Linked DNA regions of Homo sapiens: region 1 is linked to region 2. A link is an interaction called in ENCODE POLR2A ChIA-PET data of the cell type or tissue named here. Cell type or tissue: A673. All regions are shown on one strand. Each heading gives the region's core, and the rest is flanking DNA. Links, peaks and the distances in the headings are about the cores only. Region 1 overlaps ERN1 (endoplasmic reticulum to nucleus signaling 1). Region 2 overlaps TEX2 (testis expressed 2).

Region 1 (8,983 bases), core at 739-8,738, 71 kb before region 2:
TCTGTCACCCAGGCTGGAGTGCAGTGGCGTGATCCCGGCTCACTGCAACCTCTGCCTCCCAGGTTCCAGCAATTTTCCCGCCTCAGCCTCTGGAGTAGCTGGGATTATAGGCACGAGTCACCATGCCGCCAGGCAATTTTTTTGTTTTGTTTTGTTTTGGAGACAGAGTCTCACTCTGTCGCCCAGGCTGGAGTGCAGTGGCGTGATCTCGGCCCACTGCAACCTTCACCTCCTGGGTTCAAGCAATTCTCTGCCTCAGCCTCCCGAGTAGCTGGGATTACAGGCGCCCACCACCATGCCCGGCTAATTTTTGTATTTTCAGTAGAGATGGGGGTTTCACCATCTTGGCCAGGCTGGTCTTGAACTCCTGACCTTGTGATCCACCCACCTCGGCCTCCCAAAGTGCTGGGATTACCGGCGTGAACCACCGTGCCCGGTGACCTTTACCTAAATCTATGCCACAAAGTCCTCTGTGTCCCTAGAATAATTCCATGGGCTTTCAAAGACTGTAATAAGAAGGTAAATGCTAAAAAAAAAAAAAAAAAAGCTTTTGCAAGGAGTGTTGAGTCAACATAAGTAAAGCTCTTGAACGGGCCTAATATACAGTAAGCATCATGTAAGTGTCAGTTACTATTATTCATTAAGAACTGTATGAGACACTAGGATCTAATCACAACAAATGAGATCTGGTTTCCTGCTTTCATGGAGCTTACAGTCCAATAGGAGACCCCAGTAATCAATAATGACACAAACATAAAATGACAAATTGTAGTAAGTGCCATGAAAGGGACATACTGGAAACTGCGACAGCATAACAGAAGAAGAGCATCTGGTCTTGTGATGGTGGGGGAAGCACAGTGTTAAAAATGATGTTTGAGTTAAGATCTATAGGAAAGGGAGAAGGAAAGAAGAATTTCCTGGGCAGAGGGAATAGCCTATGCAAAATTCTGAGACTGCAGAGAATTTGTTGTGTTTGAGGACCCGGTGGACCAGTGTAGCTGGACAGAGAAGGCAGAGGGGATATGGGACACGGTGAGGTTGGGGGAGAAGTCCCAGAATGGCGTGGGCCACAAGAGTCAGAATCTTTTTTTTACGTGTCTTATTTGTTATCTATGCAGCTGAAGGAAAGAACAGGAAGGTTGCTGTTCACATCGTTGTAAAGCCACCTGGAAGAAAAAAAAGCACTCTCCCTAAGGTGAGGCGTGTAATACACCAACCACAATCTGTTCACACTCTCGGTGAGTCTCCTCCAGTGTTTTAATTTATACTAACATTCGACTGATGTTGCCTAGCTGGTTTACAGCTGAATATTAGCAGAACACATCAGAACTTCGTAGGAGAGCGTAGTAAATATGGCTGTTTTTGTGATGAAATGTGGCCTTCAGAACAAACCCCAAGGCAGGTTTTCTTGCTTCCTAAGACTCCTCATTTGAGGGGGAGCCATTTCTCTGACTAGCCATCATGCATGGAATCAGAAAGCTCCCTCTGAAGGGTTGAGGAGTTAAACCTGCACCTTCCCGTCTTTTTAATCTTCCAGGCGCCCCATCTCCACAGTACCTGCAGTCAGTGCCAGGACTATTTTCATTACAAGAGGCAGAAATCTTGGGGATACTAAACTTACAGGACAAGGTAAGTCATTGGCTCATGGTCTCACATTACTCAAGTAGGCTGGCAAGGACTTCAGGATTTGCCAATCTCTTCCAGGCACTCCCTGCCTCATACTTCTTCCTGTTGGCTGACTCTTCTATTTCAACTCCTGTGTGCTAGTTCACTTACTCCAACCCTGCCCCTAAGCTGGACTCTTATCCTACATATATGCAGAAAGAAGGGTCCTGTTACACACAAGGCAATGCCGCCCCAAGGCCTGTAAAACTCCTGGCTTCAAGGGGTTTGCCGTCTAGCAGGAGAGTCGTGTAATGCAGAAAAAAAGACGGCAAGTTCCATGGCCGAACTTCCCGAAAGCTGACTTGGCAGCATATCCAGGTCCTGCCCAGAGCAGTTCCAAGAGTCTGGTCCCACCCTACCCTGCTCAGCTGTCTTCTCACTCCTTGCCCTAGCCTGTGTCCATATAGCTTCAAAACCTGTTATTTTATCCTCTCAAAACTCTTTGGTTTAAAAACAAAACCAAAGTTCCTCAGGTATCCTCATGAGTCTGGAACATATAGATGCTTTTGGGGTGAATGAAGCTGACAGAAGATGAGGTGGGCACACAGATGCATGGTCTGGTTTGAGCTCTGGGCAAGTCATTAGATTTTTCCAGGCATGGGTTTCCAAGAAAGTAAGAAGCCTGAGGTGGATGGTGGCTGCAGCTCTGAAGCATGATGATCCATGACTTACCAGACCCTCATCTCTCCTCAGGCTTTGCTGCAGCTTCTTCTAGCCCCAACCAATCAAAACATGCCCAAAATCCGCATAACAATTTGACAGAGTTTAGAAGTCCTAATGCCTTTGAACATAGTCATTTCCAATCCTGGTCTTGCAACATCTAAGTGTCTCCGCTTATCTCAAAATATTGCAACATTAGAAATTAGTAATAATCTGACTCACTTTAAGGTTCAGGATGGGGAAAAGAAATACCATGAAAATCAACTAATGTTACATGGGACCAGGTGGCTGATTCCCAGGCACACCTACCTACTATAGACTCTAAAAGCAACCATCTCCTAAACTGAAAGGGTGATACCTTTTCTTCTGCCAACCACAAATCAGATAAGTGATTGAACTTTTACCAGGCACCGAAAGCCCCAGAGATTTCCAAGCACTGAACCATCAAGATCAAGATAACTTAGGGTCCGTTTTACAAGCAACTGTGGCTTGGTTCCCAGTTAGTCGAGCACCAAAACTACAGATAAACTTGTTCTTAATCTCCACATATAAAGGAAACCGTTTTCTTCTTTGCAAAACCAGCTCATGGCAAGTGGAAAACGAACCCTAACAGAATTCTAGAATAAGGTCACTGGATTGCTCATAATGAGGTAGTACCTTTAAAGGTCAGAGATTCCCCAAATTTGTTCTTAGAACTTTCTTACCGCATTTCAATTTATCGGGAGATGTTACAAATACTCCTACAATGGAAAAAAAATGTAATCTTATTTAATGTAAAAAAAAAATAACACACACACACACACACACAAACACACCCATTTGTGTATTTGGGTGCACAGCCATCACAAAAATCAAAGAATGGCTGGTTCTGACCCCTCTGAGTTGTGGGGGTTTTCTGAGGTTTCCCTGACAGGATTTAATGTCTTATCATGTTATCCTTAAAAATCAACAACGTGGCCGGGAGCGGTGGCTCATGCCTGTAATCCCAGCACTTTGGGAGGCCGAGGTGGGCGGATCACAAGGTCCGGAGATTGAGACCATCCTGGCTAACACGGTGAAACCCTGTCTTTACTAAAAATACAAAAAAAAAAAAAAAAAGCCAGGTGTTGTGGCGTGTGCCTGTATTCCCAGCTACTTGGGAGGCTGAGGCAGGAGAATGGTGTGAACCCGGGAGGCGGAGCTTGCAGTGAGCAGAGATCATGCCACTGCCCTCACTCCAGCCTCAACGACAGAGTGAGATTCCATCTCAAAAAATAAATAAATAATAAAAATTTTTAAAAAAATCAACAATGTGGCCAGGCGCAGTGGCTCATGCCTGTAACCCCAGCACTTTGGGAGGCCAAAGCAGGTGGATCACTTGAGGCCAGGAGTTTGAGACTCACCTGGGCAACATGGCGAAACCCCGTCTCTACTAAAAATACAAAAATTAGCTGGGCGTATTGGCACATGGCTGTAATCCCAGCTACTCGGGAGGCTGAAGCACGAAAATCACTTGAACCCGGGAGGCGGAGGTTGCAGTAAGCCAAAATCACGCCACTGCACTCCAGTGTGGGCGACACAGTGAGACTCTATCTCAAAAAAAAAGAAAGAAAAAGAAAAAGAAAAGAAAAAAGAAATAGAAAGTAAAGAAAAATCAACAATGTTCACGCTCAGTCCCTCATATTTGCTCAGGATTTTCAGACATACCTGAGGACTATCAACACCAGTCCTCCAGAAGATTAGACAAGAAACAAACAGGAGCACCAACCTGTACATTACCCCAACACTAAGTGACGTGGTGCTATTTGGAGTGCAGGAAGGGATCTAGTCTACGAGAGTACAGTGGTCAGGGAAGGCCCTAGGCCCTATACAAGACAGGTGAGCGAGAGCCGATGAAACCACACCACGGTGTGTGGCAACTTACGAGGCCTCCATCTCCCTTGCTCTGCTCTATGTTTCTCCCCTGCAACCCCTGCAGAATTTTATCACCTTATCACATTCTATATAATGTATTTACCATGCTGTTGTCTATCCCAACCAACTAGGTAGAAGTTCCATGAGGGCGGGGGTCTTTGTTTTGTTCATGTTTCCCAAGCATCTCAAACAGTGCTTGGCATAAAATATGTACTCAAAAAGTTGATAAATAAATGGATGAACAGATGAAATTCACTACATTCAAGAGCTAGGAAGCTGGGAGGCTCAAAGCAAAGCAGCCCTCCCATCTTCTACCTCCCCGTATGAGGCTGCACCAGAAAAAGAGGCGGCTGGGGGACTAGTCGCTTTCACCTAAATGGTGATCCTAATTTGGGAAGACATTTGGAAACAGGCCCACCAAAGAGATTTTCTGGTTCCGTTGCTTTGTTTTACAGATGAGGAAGCAGAGGGGGAAATAACTCATTTGCCCAAAGTTGCACAGCTAGCTAGTACAGAACCTCCGGACTCTCACTTGCTGAAAGAATGCATACAATTTCATCATATGGGGCAAACACACATATAGAAACAAGATACTGGCCCTATGATTACATTTAAAAACAGCTAAAATGATTTTACATTTAAAAACAGCTAAATGCCTATCTGCTCAAGGAGTGCAGAACTGGTCTGCCACTTGGGATTTCCTTTAAGCATTAAGTTAAATTAGGAAACAGCCCTGGTGCTGGAGTCCACACAGCGCTTTCAGGCCAGGTGCCAAGCCCCATTCCAAGGTTGTATTCAAAGAGCGGGCTCCCAATTCTACTGACATTTGTCAACTTGGTTCCAGCAGAGTTTTGGATTTGGTCCAGCCCACTCAATGTGATGCTTGAAAGCAAGTGTCCTCCTGTTTCTAAACCAGCTAATAAAGATCCTCTGAGAAACAACTGAGATGGGTCCGGGAGCTGAGACAACTGACTGGTCCTCTCCTGTGTTCTACAGTTGGGCTTGTCAGCTCGGCACCTGCTATAAAAACCCTTCGAGGGAACTCTGCCTGACTCAGGCAATGAGGCTAATAGCCAGCTCTCACATGAAAAGGGGAAGGGAGTGTCACAGCCTGCACCCTCCCACCATTTGCTTCCAAAACATATGTTCCCACCCTGATAGGAAAGTTCCTGTTGGTTCACAAGCTTCTTCTTGTGCTTTAACTAACTCACTCCTTCTACAAATCCCTTCTCCTCACTCGCAATGGCTATTTCATTTTTGTTATGGAAGGTTCTTTTAAAACCATGAAGATGATTTTACCCATCAGGATACTGTGAAGGAGCCTGGAAAACAACATTGTTTTGATTTCTTAAGCCTCTTAATATATGGAAAAGGCAATAAACAAATATATAAATAAATAAACAAGCATAAGTCGGGTAACTTTAAATAAACATTTAAACATCTTACAATTCAGTAACTAAATATGTTTTAATATAAGGCCTATTAGTTAAAGCTGATAAAAGCAATTTCAACAGTTTGTATTCAAAGGAAAAAATCCATTAAATTACCTGCTCTTTAAAAGTTGAATGATATAGTACAGTAGAGAAAATGTAATATTAGGTTCCTTTTTTTCTAGGTTTTTTTTTTTTTTTTTTTTTTTTTTTTTGAGATTGAGTTTCACTCTTGTTCCCCAGGCTGGAGTGCAGTGGTGGGATCTTGGCTCACTGCAACCTCTGCCTCCTGGGTTCAAGCAATTCTCCTGCCTCAGCCTCCCAAGCAGCTGGGATTACAGGCACGCGCCACCACGCCTGGCTAATTTTTGTCATTTTTTTAGTAGAGACGGGGTTTCACCATGTTGGCCAGGCTGATCTCCAACTCCTGACCTCAGATGATCCGCCCGTCTCAGCCTCCCAAAGTGCTGGGATTACAGGCATGAGCCACCACGCCTAGAACTAGAAATAAAGTTAGAACTTTATTTCTAGTTCTAACACTAACTAGCGGACTCTATCAATCCTAACCTCTCTGTAAAATGAGCCAAATGCTGTGTCTAGTCTGGTCCCGTGCTCTGTGACGTGACTGGGAATTTGGAGATGCATTTGTTCTTTCCAGGATTAAGGTACAAAAATTACTTGAAGGCCTCATCCTGGCTGCACATCAGAGTCACTTGGGCCTTAAAACATTTTTTGCTGGTTTATTTGGTAGAGATGGGGTCTTTCATTGTTGCCCAGTCTGGTCTCAAACTCCTGACTTCAAGTGATCCTCTTGTCTTGGCCTCCCAAAGTGCTGGGATTACAGGTGTAAGCCACTGAGCCTGGCCTTAAACATTTTTTTTTTAAAAAAGAAAAGATGCCGGCCCCCACTCCCAGAGATTCCAATTTCATTCACATAGGATGGGGCCCCAGCACAGCGTTTTTAAAAAGCTCCCCAGGTGACTGAGTCATGGCTGGGAAGCACCGCCTCAAGTAACACATTCCTAGCCACAGTTGTGGCCCCCTGTACAGGTGATTCTCTCACTCCTAGTGGCCCCTCAGGAGTCATGGGCCATTTGCTTTAAGAGAAGAGAGATCTGATTTACCTTGGTCAACAAACTTCTCTGACTCAACTGGAGATCAATGACAATGTCAGGTTCTAGGGATGTGACAGCACTGTTTGTTCAGAGAATGTACAGAAAAATTCGGTTTCCATGACAGACACTCCTGCAGCCCAGACAAACAATTATTCCTTCATCTGACAGAGAGGGGGGAAATAATCCACTGGAGAATGGGATGGTTTTGAATTATAATTATAAATTAGTCTACTAACAAAGGAAGTCATGTTTAATACATGAGAGGACAACTCTGGGCCAAGGTTCATTTTTTTAACAGTGAAACATCATGCTGAGTGAAAAATGAAACTGACATGAAATAATCACAAACTGTTTACCTCATGGAGTTTGGCAATGGAAAAATTAATCTCATTACTGATAAGAAGAGCCCACCAAAAGAACACTACACACTATGGGTCACGTCCACCCAAGCAAATATCCTGAAAGCTCCTCTAGTTCTGTAGAAAGACACACAACTGGTGCAATCCCATTAAAGAATATAAAATATAGCTGAAGCAATACCTCCCACCCCCATCCACAACCCACTTGCTTGATGATATAATACAGCCCCTTTATTGGTCTTAATGAGTCTCAAAGAAGAATTCAATAAATATTTGCTGAGTGCCCCCTACAGTGGGTATAACCAGCATGCCACGTTAAATGCCACAGAGGATGCAACCATCAGCAAGCCAGGGTCCCTGCCTTCTCGGATGAACCAGCAAGGGAAGTGAGACACACTCCCAGGGGCACCTTCCTTCCCCCCTTGCTCCTTCCTTCCCTCATTAGTCTCCTCTGAGAGCTACCTAAGCTAACTTGAATCCCTCCATTGTGGTTTAAGAGCCAGAGTCACAGCCACTGTCTCTCTCCTGTCATCACAGACCTGCTCCCTGGTGCCAGAACTGCTTGGCAGGTGGCGCCTCTGCAAAGGCAAACACCCAGAACCAGCACGGTAATGCAAGAGTTCTATCTTTTCAGGACTTCTTGGTGAAGGCTGTGACTGAGCTAGAGAAGAGCGGCTTGGGTTAAAGGCCTCTAAGGAAAGAACTTTCAGTTTTGTTCTTTCAGACATATGACTAGGCGAGATGTTACTGAAAACATGCACCTGCTTGGATATTATTAGACTCCAAGCAAAGAAATTAGCTTAAACTGTGAATTAGGCTTAGCAGGCAATTTTTTGTTGTTGTTGTTGAGACGGAGTCTCTGTTGCCCAGGCTGGAGTGCAATGGCAGGATCTCAGCTCACTGCAACCTCCGCCTCCCAGGTTCAAGCGATTCTTCTGCCTCAGCCTCATGAGTAGCTGGGATTACAGGTGCCCGCCACCATGCCTGGCTAATTTTTGTATTTTTGTAGAGATGGGGTTTCACCATGTTGGCCAGGCTGGTCTTGAACTCCTGACCTTATGATCCGCCCGCCTCAGCTTCCTGAAGTGCTGGAATTACAGGCGTGAGCCACTGTGCCCAGCCGAGCAGGCTTTTAATCCCTACTCTCTCCATGATTGCTGGATTTGACTCTACAGTTGAAAATGGCCAATTTCCTTGATGGAGACTCTCAGGTGAAGGCAGCATTCCCATCTCAAAATGGCATCTTCGCACAACTGCAACAAAGGGTAGAAGGCCATGATTCTTAACGGAGGAAAAATAACATTATCTGGGTATTTTCCTGAAGCTTACAAGAAAGCCTACTGGCCTAGACCTTCTCTAGATCCTTCTCTCATGGCCACATAGTTTGGTCAGCTCCTCAGGGTATGACTGAGGGTAGCCAGACTGGTTTGTCCCAACATACGCACCAGAACATAAGCACTGCAGGGGCTTCTCTTCAAAGGGAGGTAGGAGGATCAAGTTTAAGGTTTGGTTCTGCCACTCACACATGACCCTGGACAGGTTACCAGCCCTTGCTGGTTGCCTTTTCCCATCTGTCTGCTCTGGAAGACAGAGCAGGGTAGTAATTTTTCTCAGCTTGGGAGAGGAGGGTAATGCCTGAGAGAGGGTGCCCCAAACACCACCCTCCTAGGTTCTGATGTGCTCATACTGTTACTGAGGGATGTGCGCCATATTTCTTATGTGCAGCTGGAAGGGGAAAAAATTGAGACTCATTGGACTACATGGCCGAGAGCCCATCAAGCAGTCTAATGCACTCTGATTCCAGTTATCTTGGGAGGCTACACATCTATTCATACATGCTTCTAGGGCTCAAAATATTTCT
Region 2 (8,983 bases), core at 549-8,548:
ATAACACCAAACAGGTAATAATATCTTGTAATCCAGTTTATAGATATGAGATGATGAGCACGACGAGTAGTAATAAGGACAGGACTCTCCATACCGGGGTGGCATATGTTAATATTATCTCTAACATTTTTTAAAACTGTCTGTTGAAATGGAGAGTGGAAGTGCCTTATGCAACCTGAACACCAGAGCCTCACTACTGGAGGACAGGAACCATGGCCTCTCTCCCAGGCAGGCAATGCAGGGCACACAGAACCAGCAGCCTCCCTGGACTCACACCCCTGAGCAAATCTGCAGCTGACCTGTGGAGTCTCTCTTCCTGATGTACCCATGCTGGAAGTGGTACCATTGCACTTTCAGACATTTTTTAAAAAAGAGTTCCCTTGTTTCCTGAATTAAATCCCCTTCCAAACCAGGCACTAAACATTTGGAAAACTAGGCCCTTGCCCCCCAAAATAGTGATATTTTCTAATTCAAATTTTCAGCACCACTGCACTCCAGTCTGGGCGACAGAGTGAGACTCCAACTAAAAAAAGAAAAAAAAAATTTCATCAGAGGCCAGGCACAGTGGCTCACGCTGTAATTCCACCACTTTGGGAGGCCGAGGAGAGTGGATCACCAGAGGTCAGGAGTTCAAGACCAGCCTGGCCAACATTGTGAAACTCCGTCTCTACTAAAAATACAAAATTAGCCGGACGTGGTAGCGTGTGACTGCAGTCCTGGCTACTCAGGAGGCTGAGGCAGAAGAATTGCTTGAACCTGGGAGGCGGAGATGGCAGTGAGCCAAGATCACGCCATTGCACTCCAGCCTGGGGAAAAAGAGCAAAACTCCATCTCAAAAAAAAAAGTCATCAGACTTAGAAGAGGGAAAAGAAATGTCTGGGTGCTTAAAGGGTAAGTGCCAGGTGGCTGGAACAAGAGAGCCCCTGACAGCAATGCTGGGCTGTGACATCAGGGACCCCAGTGAACATAGCATACAATATGCACATGTAACACAAACCAAGGAAACAAAGCTCTAAAATCAGGTTTGTTTTTTAATTTGGGGAAATCTTTCAAAAGGAAGCATTTTATTGGATAATTTTCTTAACGTCAGTGCACAATTCTCCTCTTGATTTTCTTGAGTCTGATGAGAGTCCAGACAGCTGACAGCCTCGCATTTGGAGGGAGGGGAAACTCACCAGTGGTAAACAGGACCATTTGTAGAAAAGTTTTATATCACCCCACTCTTGCCTAGAGGGAGGTCTGCTTCCCACTAAAGCTGGGGTGACTCAGTGCAGAGGTAGTGGGTCGCAGGCCAGCAGAGGCATATGGTCTTTTATTGCCCTGACAAATTCAAACAGATCAGGTGAGTGACCTCTTCCACACTGAAGAGGATCAACGGATCAAGAGCAATGGCTTGCTTCTCATTAAGAACAGAAATACACATGGTCATTGTAAGAGGTCAAACACAGCCAAGGGCGGTGGCTCACGCCTGTAATCTCAGCACTTTGGGAGGCCGAGGCAGGTGCATCTCTTGAGCTCAGGAGTTCAAGACCAGACTGGGCAACATGGTGAAACCCCATCTCTACAAAAAATACAAAAATTAGCTGGGCATGGTGGCACACACCTGTAGCTCCAGCTACTTGGGAGGCTGAGCCCAGGAGGGTGAGAGGATCACTTGAGCCCAGGAGGTCGAGGTTGCAATGAGCCATGTTCACGACACTGCACTCCAGCCTGGGTGACACTGCGAGACCTTGTCTCAAAAAAAAAGAGGTCAAACACCTGGATATGAAAGAGAGGTTAAGTGTCCCCCAGGCAGAGACTGTGACTCTGAAGAGTGTGCAAAGTAGAGGCAGGAGGCCTCAGGCCAAGCAGGCTTTCAGAATAACCCAGCAAAATAGTCTCAGCGAGCCAAGGGGCCCCTGGGTTCTCAGGTGAGGTTTGCACACTCCATCACTTAGCAACTGTGTGACTAGGCTACCTAACTTCATCAAGCCTCAGTTTCTCCGCTTACAAAATGGAGACAATCCTGTCTAGTTTGCAGGACTGTTCAAGAGAGCAGAGTAATTCTATTAAAGTGCCTAACAGAGCCTGGCATCTGGCAGCTTACAGGAGTTATCTTATCAGAGATGATCCTAAGTCCGTGTCCGGTTACACTTTGTAAAGAATGTTCATGGTAAATCTTCAAAAGCACTGGGCATAGCCGAGGAGACTGAGAATTTGAAAATACAATGGTTTTGGAGGAATGAGACCTGAATCACCAGTGATTCTGCAACAACCCCTAGTGATCATCCAGTTGCTCAGGTCAAAGTGCAAATCTTGGCCTCTGCGTTCTCTCACGTCAGCAAATCCAGCCAGCGCCTCCTGCCAAGCACACCCCAGCCGAGCCTCTCCTCACCACCTACTGTCACTACCTTCACATTGATCCAGCCTTCACTATGACAGTCACCTCCCACTCCTTTTTTCCCTCTACAGCCAGTTCTCCACCAAGAGCCACTTATCTTTTTATACTTAGATCAGTCAACATCATACCCTGCTCAAAACCCTCCCATGGCCTCCCATCCTGATCCTCCAGCCTCCCTACCTCCCCATTTCCCTTGCTCACTGTCCGGCCAGGCCTCCTTGCTGTTCCTCGAATATTCCAAGCACATGCCTACAGCGGGCCCTTGGGTTGCTGCTTTTCCCACCTGGAGTGCTCCTCCCACACCCATCACCATGGCTCACTCCCCCGTGACCAACAGGTCTGTGCCCAAAAGTCACCTCCTCAAAGAGGCCCTTCCTGACCACCCATCCAAAATAGCAGAGAAAAACAGTACAAACTTTTTAAAATTAAAAATAAATAAATACATAAATAAATAAAATAGCAGTTCTGGCCACTTCCCCTCCTCCCTTGTCTGACTTTATTTTCATTCTTCCCACCACCTGGTGCTTGTTTCTTGCTGTCTTCCTGAGTAGATTACAAGTTCCCCAAAGGCAGGGTCCTTCTCTGTCTTGTGTACCACTGTTATCCCAGTGCCCACAACAGGGCTTCGGAGCACTTACGCATGAAGAAATGTGTCTAAGTCGAAAAGTGAAAAAGGTCCGGCCCAGCAGCCAGCTTTACCTTCTTCCCAGCTGTGGGGCTGCTCTCCGCACTCTGCAGGGGGCTCCTCTGGGGGCTTCGGCTTTCCTGGGGGACACACCTGCCCATGTACACGCTGTAGTCGAGAAGCATCTTCTGCCGCACGCTGCCTGCCAGCTCCTTCTGCTTTGGCTGTGACATGATCTCCTCCACACTGCCTTTGCTGCTGCTGCGGCTGTGGGTCAGGTGCCCGGACGGACTGTTGTGTCTGCTGTGTGCAGGCAAAAGCCCTGGAGCCAAGAAGACGGGGGCTATTCACACAATGAAGAAAACAACTGCAAAGTAAGCGGACTCCCTGAGAAAAGCAGCTACAATGCTATCAAATGACTGTTTAAAAATATTTATAAGGGGCTGGGCATGGTGGCTCACGCCTGTAATCCCAGCACTTTGAGAGGCCGAGGCGGGCGGATCACGAGGTCAGGAGATCGAGACCATCCTGGCTAACACAGTGAAACCCCATCTCTACTAAAAATACAAAAAATTAGCCGGGCGTGGTGGTGGGCGCCGGTAGTCTCAGCTACTCGGGAGGCTGAGGCAGGAGAATGGTGTGAACCCAGGAGGTGGAGCTTGCAGTGAGCCAAGATCATGCCACTGCACTCCAGTCTGGGCAACAGAGCGAGACTCCATCTCAAAAAAAAAAAAAAAAATTTTATAAGTTTATTTCCCACCCTGAAAAGTACCTTTTTCTCTAAGGTAATTTTTAAGAACGGTTTTTATTCCTCTCCAAGATAATTAGAGTAATGGAAGTAAAGAAATATAGTTGGTAGGTACTATTCTCTTTTCTCCTGATGATCTTTTAGGAAAAGGTCAAATATAGGACCAACACATCCCAAGTAGTGGCGAACTTGTCAGTGCTATCAGGGGTAAATGGAAAGTGGGTAGAGAGCTAATTAATTGTTCATCCACAAGCTCACAGCAATTCCAAAGATGTCTTTCATTCGACAAATTATGCATCAAGCACTTTCAAGCACACCATGCTAAAAAGAAGACATAATCCCTGCCCTTGAACTCACGCACCTAAGCAGATAAATCACAATCTTCTGTAACAAGTGTCAAAATTGTAGCACAACTAAGGGACTCTCTGGGCAAAAAGAAGGGGGTGACTACCTCTGCCCAAGAGACTGGAGCGGTGCTTACCCTAGCTGACTTTCACAGCAGTGACATCTACGCTGTATCTTGAGGGAATAGTTGCCATTTTCCTGGCCCAGGTGGGGAAGAGTATTCCAGGTACAGGAAGCAGCATATGCAAAAAGCAGTGACAGGGCACAGTATGTTTGGAGGCCAGTGAGAGATTCAGTGAAGTTCTAAGCATAGTACGGGGGGCAGAGGATAGGAAATGAGGATGGAGAGATTAGCCAGGAACAGACTGCAAAGTGCCTCAAAAGCCAACCTCGAATTTAATATTGACCCTGTTGCGCCAGAGGTTTTAAGCATGGGATGCGCCTGATGCTAACAATTTTATTTAGATTTACTCTGATGGCCAGGTGAAACGTAAAGTGGTTAAAATCAAACCAGGCTGGGCGCGGTGGCTCACGCCTATAATCTCGGCACTTTGGGAGGCCGAGACAGATGAATCACTTCAGGTCAGGAGTTCGAGACCAGCCTGGCCGACATGATGAAACCCCATCTCTACTAAAAATACAAAACATTAGCCTGGCATGGTGGCCTGTACCTGTAGTCCTAGCTACTGGGGGAGGCTGAAGGCAGGATAATCGCTTCAACCTGGGAGGCGGAGGTTGCAGTGAGCCAAGATCATACCACTGCACTCCAGCTTGGGCAACAGAGCAAGACTCTGTCTCAAAAAAAAAAAAAAGAAAGAAAGAAAGAAAGAAATCAAAAAATCAAATCAAACCATTTTCTTCTTAAGAGGCTCCAACCATCAGAACCATAATTCCCCAGAGCCTCACAAAGGGTCACGCAAGCCATTTCTTAATTTAAATTTTAGCCAGATAATTTCCAGCACTTTAATATTTTACACTGCATAACTATAAAAATACATTTTTGTAACTTTTATTATCCTTATACCGTTTTCATGTTTAGCATTTTTTTAATTGCTAGGATAAAAGCTACATCAAAAACATTAAAAAATAGATGTAAACTAATATTACATTTAATATCCTGGATTGGATCCTGGAAGAGAAAAAGGACATTAGTAGAAAAACCAGTGAAATCCAAATAAAGATTACAGTTTAGTTAATAGTAAAAAAGAGAAAAAAAGATGAAATAAACAGGGCAGCATGATACCAACACTTCAAACCAAACTGATCCCATTGTGACTGAGCCACACTCCATGTAGAGGAGGAAAGGAACCCCCTACGAGGCCTGGCTGGTGCTCATTGCCCACAGAACAGCCTCTTCACATCACCTCACCCTTCCCCTGAGTGGGACAAAGCACAGGAGTCGTCACTGCACTGTGGGTCTCATGGACAATAGCCCCTGATAAAGTCAAGGACCTTCCTGTGCAGAGACCATACTGGAATTCTGCCAAATGACCATGTGGCTTTCCTGCTGTCTCCAGATTCTTATTCCTCCGGGAGGCCTTTCCTGACCTGCAGCCTGGGCACTGCTGGCTGGAAATGCAGAATCTCAGCCCCACCCATGACCTCGAGTCAGAACCTGCATCTTAAGATCCCGTCAAACATTCAAGTCTGAGAAGCACAATCCGTGTTGCTAGAGAAATCTATGATTTTGGTGACAGCATCCCTGAGGGAGAGGACAGGGCAGGTCGTCGAGCAGGAAGACTTCTAACTTCTTGGTACTGATAGATGTACCTGGCCTCAGAGAATCAGACCAGTCCTACCTTCACGGCTGACCACCTATGTAGTCACTGATTCAGAGATGGTTTTGAAGAACAGCACAGTGCTCACCAATTTACCTTGCTACTAGTTTAATCACACTTTTGGTGGCTTAAACTTACCATAAATATCTCAATTCATAGCTTTCAAAGGCAACCCAGACTTACAGATGTACGAAGACATTAGTGGTGTGTGAGCCTTGCTTTAGTACCAGTGAGTGCACTGAAGGTTTTCCCACATCTCTGACTCTTACCATTATGTTTGTTGTGTGCTGAGTGGAACTTTTGGCAGGATTTCCAAAAATTGAACTCGTTAAAAATAATCAAATGCTTTATTTAAGTCCATGAATAACATGCCTCTTTTGAAGGTGCTCTGGGGGGCCCCTAAGTACCTAAGGTGGTGTTTCCTGGTGGCCCCATATACCCCCGTGGGTTACCTGATTCTGAGCTTCAGTGCCTAGACCAGTAGACCTTTATATTTCCAGTAGGAATACAATCTGAGCCACATAAACAATTTTAAATTTTCTAGTAGTCACATTTAAAAATGTAAAAAGAGGTCGGGCACAGTGGCTCACGCCTGTAATCCCAGCACTTTGGGAGGCCAAGGTGGGCGGTTCACTTGAGGCTGGGAGTTTAAGATCAGCCTGACCAACATAGTGAAATCCTGTCCCTACTAAAGATATAAAAAATTAGCTGGGCGTGATGGCGGGTGCCTGTAATCCCAGCTACTCAGGAGGCTGAGGCAGGAGAACTGCTTGAACCTGGGAGGCGGAGGTTGCAGTGAGCCAAGATCGTGTCACTGCACTCCAGCCTGGGCAACAAAGCTAGACTCCATCTCAAAAAAAAAAAAAAAAAAAAAAAAAAGAAAGAAAGAAAAAGAAAGGTAAAAAGAATACAATTAATTTGAATATATTTTTAACCCAATATATCTAAAATATTATTTCAACATGTAACCAATATAAGAAGTTATTAATGAGATATTTTACATTCTTTTATTGGACTAAGACTTTGAAATCCAATGTGCATCTTATACTTAGAGCACACCTCCATCTGGACTGGCCACACTTCAAGTGTTCAAAAGCCACATGGGGCTGGTGGCTACCGTAAGAAGCAGCACAGGTTTAGACCTACCAGGAGAGCTAGGCAGTGCCTGGTGCTGAGGAGTTCTTACCCACTTGAATTTTCTTTTACTCAGTGTTATGGGTTGAATTGTGTCCTCCAAAAAATATGTTAAAGTCCTAACCCCAGTATCTCAGAATGTGACCTTATTTGGAAACAGAGTCATTGTAGATGCCATTCATTAAAATAAAGTCATACTAGAAACAGGGTGGGCTCCTAATCCCATATGACTGGTGTCCTTCCAAGAAGACACAGAGCCACTGACAGACAATGCCATGTGATGATAGGCCAGTGTGGAGTGATGCGGCTGCGGGCCAAGTATTGATGGTCACCACCAGAAGCTGCAAACACGCAAGGAAGGATTCTATGCAGAGTCTCACAAGGAGCATGGCCCTGCTAACACCTTGATTTCAGACTTCCAGCCTCCAGTACTGTGAGAGAATACATTTCTGTTGTAAATCACCCAGCTTGTGGTATTTTGTCCCAGCAGCCCTAGGAAATAAATATATCTAGTAATCTCCCCATTCGTCTTGATTCTTAAAAGGGACTTCTTAGATCTCAGTGCTGGGATTAGGATGGAATCTGGTGTTGAAGCTGACAGAATGGAAGGTTAGCAAAGGAGTTAGGGCAAAGGCTCAGATTATGTTCCAGGGGAAGGAACCAAAGCACTCTGAAGCAATGTGTGACACTCATGTGACCAGCATAACTCCCGGATCAACACAAATGCCTTGTTAGAGAAAGCCCCAGAGTGGCTCCCTCCTAGTCTTTGTTTCAGATCCATGTAAGAAAGCTTTCCCTAATAACACCCACACTGGTCTTGTCCCAATTATTTGTTACACCACACTCATTTTAGCATGGCAATTTGTGAACACCTGACTCATACGTGCCAGTTTTGCATAACAGGCACAACACCTGAAGGACAGGGGAGCTACTGCTTTTTACTGGTTTTGTGTCTCTTGCAGCTCCAAGCCCAGCCAAAGCTGAGCAAAGAGGTGCTGCATGGTTATCAATCCGAATGACCACGATCTGACCTGAATGGTCAGGAAGTGCAAGGATTCTGCATTCTATGGCAAGCTCAGGCTCGGAAGACATATTGAGGGTCAGGTGCTCGAAAGTACCAGCCTGAAGGATCTCCCTGACTCACCTGCCATCTCAGAACCAGGGTTTTTCTGTTGCTGCTTCTCTCAGGGGAGTCACATTATATACAAATAAAACATAACCAGCAAAGGCTAATAAACATCATCTGCAAATGGATCCATCATTGGTTAAATGATTTGGGACAGACGGCTGCAGTGATCAGCCTAGATGGTAAATGAGTCATGAGAATGCACATTAGGTGGCAGACAACCATCAGTTCAGGGTGGGCTTCCTTCCTTCCTTCCTTCCTACCTGGCATTCTTTCTCTATTCTCCCTAGTGGCCCTTTAAAAATGCATAAGCATTTAGCACAAACATCATTACCTGGTTTACCTCCAGAGACACCCGATGACTTCTTGATTTCCGACTTTAGCTTAGATGCCAGAATAAATCTCCTAAACCATTCCTCTTTTTCTCGGCCAGTTCTCCCAAAGAGATAGAGTATCTGATCTCGCTGGCTAGATCTTGTTCCCTCCTGAGGGCGGGGTGGCTTCTTAGGGTCCTCACTTCCCTCAGCTGGCGGCTTCTCTTCTGAAGTCTCCTTATCAGTCTGAGCTTTAGACATAAAGTCATCTTGCTGACCAAGCTCGATACAAATGGGGTACTTTTTATTCCAGATTCGCTTTCGAGCCAAAGTTTTAGGTACAAGATAAATCTACAGAGAAAGAAAAATGATGATTTATATATTAAAGATTGGCTACACTATGCATTAATATTATGCATAGCACAAAGTGCAAACCTTATAGACTTTTTGACTAAAATGATGAATATGAAATAACTTTCAACACTTGTTCATAACATGACTACAGAAACTGGAATTTTCAGAAGTGTCTTGTT

The links. ChIA-PET counts read pairs that join two places held together with the same protein. Peaks named below come from ENCODE experiments on the same cell type or tissue, not always from the same donor. Only the 100,000 strongest peaks of a DNase experiment are listed, where the experiment ranks them.
Region 1: POLR2A ChIA-PET joins it to region 2 with 6 read pairs; 2 of 35 experiments call an interaction of 5 or more read pairs at or near these places.

What each region holds. Positions count from the first base shown.
Region 1 is chr17:64,113,543-64,122,525 of GRCh38, forward strand. The region is part of intron 1 of ERN1 (endoplasmic reticulum to nucleus signaling 1); the gene reads right to left. Among named protein-coding and RNA genes, the nearest start is that of ERN1, 12 kb to the right of the region's middle. RefSeq lists enhancers at 7,496-7,555, 7,786-7,925. In A673, for the core only: no CTCF peak of the experiment used is centred there; a DNase peak (open chromatin) is centred at 5,049; H3K27ac peaks cover 852 bases.
Region 2 is chr17:64,185,089-64,194,071 of GRCh38, forward strand. TEX2 (testis expressed 2) reads right to left here. Exons shown (of 12, transcript NM_001288732.2): 4 at 8,471-8,801; 5 at 3,080-3,327. Among named protein-coding and RNA genes, the nearest start is that of SNORA50C, 43 kb to the left of the region's middle. In A673, for the core only: no CTCF peak of the experiment used is centred there; no DNase peak of the experiment used is centred there.